Linked DNA regions of Homo sapiens: region 1 is linked to region 2. A link is an interaction called in ENCODE POLR2A ChIA-PET data of the cell type or tissue named here. Cell type or tissue: endothelial cell of umbilical vein. All regions are shown on one strand. Links, peaks and the distances in the headings refer to the core of each region. The heading gives the core; the rest is flanking DNA.

Region 1 (4,392 bases), core at 196-4,195, 590 kb before region 2:
TTTTTTTTCCTTTGCACTTTCTGGTGGTTTTCTAGTGGTTTGGGAACTTATATAAAAAGTAAACAATCTGGGGGCAAAAATGGCCCTTTCTCTTCCTCCTCCAAAATATCCTTTTTTAGCAACTTTTAGACTCGAACCTCATCACTGTCTTTATGCAGGCGGGAATGGGGTTACAAATTCTAGGCAACAGAGAAAAAGAAGAAACATCTATCGGGTTTAGTAGGTGGTTTCAAAAATAGCCTGGAGTAAAACACTTATTAGGCAGACTCTAAAAAAAAAAAAAATAGAAGACCAAACTTCTGCCGCAGGAGTGGGGGACCTATGAATTTGGATACCAGGGAAATGCTTTGCTGCTGGTTCTTTATGCCTCTGACCTTGTCTCACTGAGTATTACTCAGGGCTTGAATCCTTAAAGCCTGCTAGAAAGTGGGGAGATGCAGGGGCACCTGGGTCATGCTTTCTGCACGGAAAGCCGGGACTCCATGGGGTGTCCCTACAGAGCCGGGGGCTTGTGTGTTCCTGGGCTTGGAACAATCACTCCTTTGGGTCTCAGAACCTTCCCAGGCAGGACCTCGGAGCTGTTGCAGCGGGCTGAGGTGGGGAGGGTTAATTCTGTGAAGGTTGAAGGACTTACAGTAATGCTCTGAAGACAGAAACATCACAGGCTTTCCTGGCAAGGGGCTCACAGAGGGTAGGAGGGACTGCAAAATGAACTCTCTCAGGCTTTGTCGGCGGCGTTTCCCAAGGCCCGGCCTGGCCCCTTTGATAAATGACACATGTCATTCTGTCAGGGGCTGACACTGCGGCTGGGAGGGCTGGTGATGCATGGCTCCAGGGAAAAGGAAATCAACTTTTTGGCATCGAGTGTGTCTGTGCCCTGTATGAGGATTTTGTTTCTCCAAAAGTGAAAGATAGACTTAGGATTTAAAAAAAAAAAAAAAAAGTTGAAAAACAGATTGAACGACAGCTTACACTTAACATAAATTAACTCAGTAATGGCGAAATGTGCTAGCCTGTGATAAATAAAAGCTACATTAGTCAATTATTAATCACACTCTAACTTGTAGCCAGACCCATGACTTAAATCTGGGGCCTGAGCTGCTTTACAAACAGATAAGACAGTGCCTGATAGGCGTCTTCAGAGAGCAATCAAGAAGGAATCAAAGATTTCATGGGCTCACCAATGGGAATTAATAGAAGGTTCTAGAACCACAGAGTTGGGTGAGTGGGGAGCAAGAAAGGACCAATCCTTTGCAGACACAGACTATCTACTGACTGTGTGAGGAAAATTAAACATAACGGCTACATCCAAATACTTTTTCCTCCCCCATCAGGACTTATTTGCTTTGAATATGCAAGACATTTGTACACTGCAAACATATGTTTATATTTGATATAATGTTTATATTTGTAAGATTTTGCCTTGAAAATATGTTGCAGTTTTGCCCCCACACCTACTGAGTTGCATCGTTTGAATCTGATGCCTGCTAAGGGGATTTTCCTAGAGATAGCACTAATTTCCAAACTAATTGCTTAGCACAGATTTATAAATTCAGCTTCACATTTTACCAAACAAATTGACATTTGACATCCACATACACAAAAACAGGGCAAAGTGCAAACCTGCCTCTCCACCAAGTGGCTCTCTTTTGGCTCCGTTCTAAGCAACCCATCCAAAGAAAAATCAACATGGAGAAGCTACTCTCAAAAAATGTATGGCTTTGAGGTATCGCTATTCTTCATAATAAAGAACATTAAGTAAAACCCGCCACCGAGATATAGTCTTGCATTAACTGCTGTCTGCTGTGCTCAGGATGGCGTGCGAGCCCACCAGCACCTCTCCTTGGGAAAACCTTTCCCCTTCAGGCTCGGAATGTGGAGGATGGTCAGCTGTCTCATTGTCGGCCCTACTTGATGACGAGTTGATTTCCACGACAGTGGGGCTCTAATTCCTAGTTCTCAGAAGACCTGCTGAGGCTGTGGGGGACTTCTGATGTTCCAAAGGGCATGCTGAGGTTGTGGGGCAAGCGTACAGAGATGGGCCAGCTCACAGTCAGAAGAAAGCGGCGTGGACAGGCCATCACGCTGACACACGGACAGAAGCGATCACATCTCCAACTCTCCCGCGAGCTCCACGCCATGCTCACCTACCGCCAGGCCTCACTCACAAACAGTAGGTGTTCAAGAAATTGCTGAATTCAATTCAAAATATTTAATTTTTCTTTAAAAAGCTATAGGCAAGTTTCCAGCCCCATCATCCATGATTGAAGGTGCCCAGAACCGAGGAAGCATTTCCTAGAGGCCTGTGCGCCCACCATGCACGTCCACACCCAAGAACACCCCTTGTGCAGCTTCCACGTCCCACGTGCACTGACATGTCTCCATGTGCCTTGACATGAAAATGGCAGGAGGGCCCAGAAGTTGTTGATTTCAGCTTATTTCCAATTTCATAAGTAGAAATAAACTCAAATTTTACCAAAAGCAAATTCTCTAAGTACAACCAGCTTTTCTAAGAAAGAAAAAAAAAAAGGACAGCTGTTGCTTCATGACGGCGACTTCCTCCAACTCAGGGGTGCTAAAGATGGGTGCAATGGATCACATGGTTGTAGAATAGCACGCGTTAGGAATTCTCTAATAATATAAGCCCTTTGTTTACAGAGAAGGAAACTGAGGCTTGAGAAAGAACAGGGAAAAAGAGATTAATGAAAGAACAAAGACCCAGGCCTCTACCCTACATCCAATGCCCGCCGCACCCCTCCCCACCACCCTGTATCCTATACTGTGTGCAAGCATTGATTCAAAGTCAACCTTCTGAATTTAAACATGGACAATTAACAGGCAGGCTCCAAATCGAGTCCAAATGTTTAAAATAGCCGATAAAGCCAGTGGTTTCTTAGATGGCTATAAATAAGAGTATTGCGGGGAGGGGGGGATCATACATTAAAATCTGGGCTGATGTTTAAACTTCTCCCTTCCTCCAGCTGAAATATAATTTTTCTTTAGTCCATAAAAAATTCAGATAGTGTGCAGAATGTTTATATATTACCAAGGTCTCTCTTTAAAAGGTTTATACTTTTACTTTATGACCTGTCCTTGATTTGACACTTCCGCTCATCAGAAAGGGATTTATAAAATAATCCTGAAGGTGAGGAACAGACATCTGTCAGGGACTAGCTGGGTTTCACGATGCGAAATTTAAGAAGAGAAAGAAATCCTGTTAAGCTCTCTTTAGTCACCAATAGACATCAAAGGTAATAATTAAAGAAGACAGACGTCATAAAACATAAATTTATGTCTCTTTTAATAATGCACAAGCACCGTAGTGTGTAAAACATCTATTAGGTTGAAAGAACATGAAAGCGTTCCAATAAGAAAAATCTATGTTTTGTTTTGGGGTATTTTCCCTTCCTTTAAAAAAAAAAAAAGTGAGGATCTTTTTTTTTTTTTTTTTTTACAAGTTTAAACTGAAGTCTTTCAAAACCTTTGCCATCTGTGGGTACATGAACTATGAATGACCCCGAATGATTTGCACTCTGCTCAGAATCCCTTAGAAAGCACGGGAAAAAGTATCATTAAGAATGACTGATGACTGTCAGTCATGGTTGACCTCATCCAGGCTTTGGTCTCTGCCTCAGTAATAAGCTGGCCTTTATTAGTACCAACACTCCATAAAGGGGGTGTGTTTAGTCACAGGATAGCGGCCTTCTAATGCCCATTGCTTCTCTCTGGAAGATTGATTAGTGCTCATTTTTACTGCTTTCCCAGCACATGCAGGGCCAGGGCTGCAGAGAATCAGGCCTGCAAACTACAAACTCGAGTGAGGAGGTGGGAAAAGGATGCCTAGCAAGAGAGGCGGGGTAGGGAGTGGGGGACAATTTTTTTTTTTTTAAGGAATCTGTCTTTCAAAAAAGCCCCAACCACAAAACCATATGTATATTCGATTCCAGGGCCTGGAGAAGACAGGCCAGGAAAGCAACTGTCTGTTGAAATGGAACTGAAGGAGCCACTTATGTGTTAACTTGTCTGAAAAACAGAAGGGGATCCTGGCCTGCAACTCCCTCTCTCTAAAATCAGCAGTTAGGTGCAAATCAATGAGGAGGCTGCCTGCAGAATTAGGCCTCATAACCAGCCTGACATCAAAATACAAAGATGTAATTATTACCCATTAAAACTGAACATGTGTGAAACTAAAAAAATCTTCCCTATACGAGCACATAAAAACCCATCCACTGCTTTTGTATTAAACTACTAAATTATTTTTAAGAAGCAATTGCTATAGAAACAGACAAACGAATTTATATATATATAATTTCCATGTATCCCTAAATCCCTTGTACCGCCTCCACTCTCGTTGAGATAACTGAGTGCCGTGAATTCCCAAGAGGAAGAACG
Region 2 (4,392 bases), core at 133-4,132:
AAGACTGCCTTTTCATTTTGTGCTTCTCTGTTGCTGCATGCCTGGTCATCTCGCGACGAGTCACCGCGTAGTAATCGCATGCCATGCAATAAAACTCAAACTCTTTTGTATGTTTCCGTTTTACATGCAGCTCTAGAGAAGCAGAGGAGTGAGCACTAAACTCACAGTGCAAACACTTATTCTCACCTGTGCCTGTAACATCTCTCTGGGAGTACACATCCCCCGGCTGGGCGAAGTCCTCTGGCTCTGAAGATATTTGCTCCTTTTTATCAAGAAGATGGCTGTTAACTTCTCCATCTAGAGAATGAAATACATTTTCAACTTCAGCTTCAATTGAGTTTCCACGATCTGGCTTCTCTAAAACGGAGGTGGGTGACTCAGCTGGTTTGTTAGCATGTTCATCTGACATGGTCACTGCTGAGCCAGCATTCTTTTTACCAGCTTCAAGGCTACCCCCTTCAGGGCCAACAATGATATCTGAACTGTGTTTTCCACTTGCTTCTATTTCTACCCGTCCTTTATGTTTCTTGGTGGCACAATGACGTTCCATATCTCCCTTAGTTACAGTGTAATACTTACACACTTTGCATAAATAACTATACTGGTGACTGTGTTTTCGTCTAATGTGAACAGTCAAGTTTGTAATACTAGAGGCCAAAAGGCCACAGTGTGAACACGTCCGTGAGATGTTACCTTTAGGTCTCCCTCTCTTTGGAGTAGTGGTTGAAGCTAATTCATCATCTTTGGTGCTACCACCAGACTGTGACAGTTCCTCAGACGCCAGCATGCCCTTCTCAAGATAGGAATGCTCTTGTAATTGCACACCTATATGGCCTTCAATCCTTCCATTTCCGGAAACATCAAACTCTTCTTTTTTATCATTTGCACCTATACATACCCTTTCAATACATTCTTCAAAGCTTAAGCCAATATTATTTTTCTTAGCATTTTCAAGATGCTTGCTTCTTTTAATGTGTTTCTCCATTCCTTCTTTGCTCAATGAATAAAGATTACAAGCTTTACAAAGAAAATGATAGTCTTGACCATGCCGAAGCTTTATATGTCTCGTGAGAACAGTAGAAGATCTTGTTTTATAAAAACACTTCTTACACTGAAACTGAGGCTTACTGGAATGCCTCACTTCATTACCATGGCTTACCCTGGACTTCAGAGGTTCTTCCTGAGATGCTTTTCCTGAGTCATCCATAGACTCTTTTGCGTTTTCTGATTCTAAAGTACTCAAAGGTAAAGTCTGTAAAACCAAATCACTGTTAGATGATTGCAAAGTCTTTGGTTGAACCAATGAATTAATATGCTTCTCGGTGGCTTTGTGTTCTTCCACATCTTTTTCAGACAAAAAGAACAGATTACAAGGGGTGCAAAGAAAATGCATATTGTGCTTTTCCTTCATGTGGTCTCTAAGATTTATTTCATCCAAGGATATAAATGAACAACACTGACAACTCAGGACAGAAGCAGTTTGCTGATGCTGGTTACTGTGCAAATGTTCATCTAAGTCCCTTCTTGACATACTAGAGAAGTCACAAGTACGGCAGTAAAATTTCATCTCTCTGGCATGGCACCTTTTCACATGGATTTCCAAATCTGTCCTATTTGTAGCTACTTGCCCACAGTCTGTACAAGCACACAACGTCTGAGAGCCAGAAGCTGGCTTCACTGTCAGGGAATGCAGCCCGGAGTCCGGAGGACGGGCACTCCCCTGGCCCTGCTCTGCCTCCTGGGTTTCTGAGGTAGTCACACACACTCTCTGCACACTGCTGCACGCTTCCAGGTGTTTCAGCACTGATTCTGCATCGTGTGTTTTCATCTGTGTTCTCAAGTGTTTCATATACATCCTCTGAGTTTCACTTGTACCTCTTTTAATTCCTAAAAGATTAAACCTTTTCTTTGCCTGGCCCTTCAAGGTGAAAGTGCTGCTTCGTCGACGAAAGCTATTACCCAACACGAGAATATTTCGCTCAGGTCTTGGCCTCGAGGTTACACTGTTACCGTGTGCTGCCTGAAGGGTATTTTTTGTAGATTCCAATTTCTCTAAGAGACCCTCTGAGGTTACTAAGGTGTCTAGCTTTCTACTCTGGTTTTCAGGATTCTGAGCTAGACCAAGGGAAGTAACATGTTCTTCAACAATCTCTACTTCCTGTGACAAAGTATTTCTGGAAGGCATCATTTCAACAAGAAGCTCACTGCTACTACCACTTTGTTTAGAAATACTTCCTCTGAAATCTTTAAACGTGCTTCCCACATTTCGTAATCCTTTTGAATCACTATTCTTTGCTATTGATTTAGAAGTTCTTGGTTTTGAGTGAACATTTTTTGTTGCCATTGTACGTGATTTTTTAGGAAAAGGTTGTTTTGTTAAGATCTGTACAAATCCTCCACGAGCAGCCAGATTCTGACGACGGAGATGTGTTTTGCCAAGATAATGTGCATTCAACAAGTTTTCTTCTGAACACTGAAAACCACAAAGATCACAGGAAAAGACCTTCTGTGGCCCATGTGCTTGTTTGATATGCATATGTAGTGCTGAGCTGCTCTCTGCTTTGTGGCTGCAGTGACAACAGGTATGTTCCTTAGGCTGCTGCATGTGAGACTCAGCATGTTTTTCCAAGTCAGAGCAAGAAGAAAACAAATGCCCACAGATGCTGCATTTGAGAACTGTATCTACATTCCCAATGGTACAACTAACACTAATTTCTTTCGGGGGGAAAGGAGATTCTCTTTCCAGATCAAGGGAAACCATTTCCTGAGCAGATGTTTTTTCAGTGTCTGTTTTCAGAGAAACAACATCAATAGTGCTAAAATTGCAAGAAGGGGAGAGGGCATTTGGGAGACATGTGCCTCCAACTGTGCAGTCACTCAGAAAGGTCTCCTTCCCTGTTTCATCTAATGCAATACCCCCTTCTGTGACTGAGCTCTCAGAAGTTTCTAATCTACAAATACCTTGCTTTCCAGATTTAAGGGGCTCTGCCTCATCTAATTTCCTGCGTTTGGAAGCATGTTTATTTCTGTCTTCTCCTATAACAACACTATCAGAGTTCGATGATTCTGAAAAACCTCTTTTGCCCATAGAATTCTCAGGGAAACTTGCTATCACATCAGATACAGGCCCACCGTCTTCATTATGGGATGAAAGCTTTGTCAAGTCTTGTGCTTCTTTGTTTATCTTTTCATCCTCATCATTTTCGGGTTTATTCTCACTATCCATCATTAATAAAGTGCTGACGATGCTTCTATCTAAGGCGGCTCACTGGCACTCATAACCTGTGAAGTAAACAAACATGGTATTAAATCTTGAATATAAAGACACACGTATTAGTCTAAAACTAGATGAAAAAGTATCATGAAGTTAGCCCCAATGAAACACCCTTTATACTGAGATGAATTTGATTACATGTCTAAAGTCTTTTATCAAAAAGTATGAAGTAGGATTTTAGGAACACCATGTCACCCTATTGTTGACTCCAGAAGAAATACTATGGTATCTTTGGTAGAAAAAGTGATTTCTCAACAAGCTTGCAGAAAAACTCCCATATTTCAATTCTCTGTACCAGCATACTTCAATTTACTACCCTTTTAAAAAAAAAACAAAAAGAGAAGCTCTCCTTTCAAAAAACATTTCAATGAGCTCCTACTCTGTAAAATATATTAAAACAAAACTGCTGTGATGCAAGTCTAGAAGTGAGGCCTTCCCCTCCTTAACCTCTAACAGAAGCCCAAGTCCTATGTAAAAGAAACATAATTTTAAAACAACTGTTTCGGCCAGGCGTGGTGGCTCACACCTGTAGTGCCAGGATTTTGGGAGGCCGAGGCAGGCGGATCACGAGGTCAGGAGATCGAGACCATCCTGGCTAACACAGTGAAACCCTGTCGCTACTAAAAATACAAAAAAATTAGCCAGGTATGGTGGCAGGCGCCTGTAGTCCCAGCTACTCGGTAGGCTGAGGCAGGAGAATGGCGTGAACCCGGGAGGCGGAGCTTGCAGTGAGCCGAGATTGCACCACTGCACCCCAGCCTGGGCGACAGAGCGAGACTCCGTCTCAAAAAAAAAAAAAAAAAAAAAGACACCACTGTTTCATCCTTTTCTCCTAAAGCAAAGAGCTTTACCATGATTTTTCTAAATATATTCCAATGAACAACACGTATAATCTCATTACATATCACCATTCGTGCTCAAGCTCTTTTACCAATGAAAAGCCACTTCTAGTCCAGCTGTCAATCATTAATTTCCTCATCTAATTGTCATTTTATATTGTCTGAAGGTTAATGGCAAAGGGAAATGTCAGTGGTAGAGTAGAATTAATGGAGTAAATTTTGAGAAAAAAAAGAATTTTATTGAATAAAATGCCTTGAAATCAATAATATTGATTTTAT

What was found. ChIA-PET counts read pairs that join two places held together with the same protein. Peaks named below come from ENCODE experiments on the same cell type or tissue, not always from the same donor. Only the 100,000 strongest peaks of a DNase experiment are listed, where the experiment ranks them.
Region 1: POLR2A ChIA-PET joins it to region 2 with 5 read pairs; 5 of 35 experiments call an interaction of 5 or more read pairs at or near these places.

What each region holds. Positions count from the first base shown.
Region 1 is chr18:75,223,123-75,227,514 of GRCh38, reverse strand. The region is part of intron 1 of TSHZ1 (teashirt zinc finger homeobox 1); the gene reads right to left. Among named protein-coding and RNA genes, the nearest start is that of TSHZ1, 15 kb to the right of the region's middle. In endothelial cell of umbilical vein, for the core only: no CTCF peak of the experiment used is centred there; no DNase peak of the experiment used is centred there.
Region 2 is chr18:74,629,857-74,634,248 of GRCh38, reverse strand. ZNF407 (zinc finger protein 407) reads right to left here. Exons shown (of 9, transcript NM_017757.3): 2 at 1-3,282. The coding sequence starts at 3,229. Among named protein-coding and RNA genes, the nearest start is that of ZNF407, 34 kb to the right of the region's middle. RefSeq lists an enhancer at 1-847. In endothelial cell of umbilical vein, for the core only: no CTCF peak of the experiment used is centred there; a DNase peak (open chromatin) is centred at 2,408; H3K27ac peaks cover 616 bases.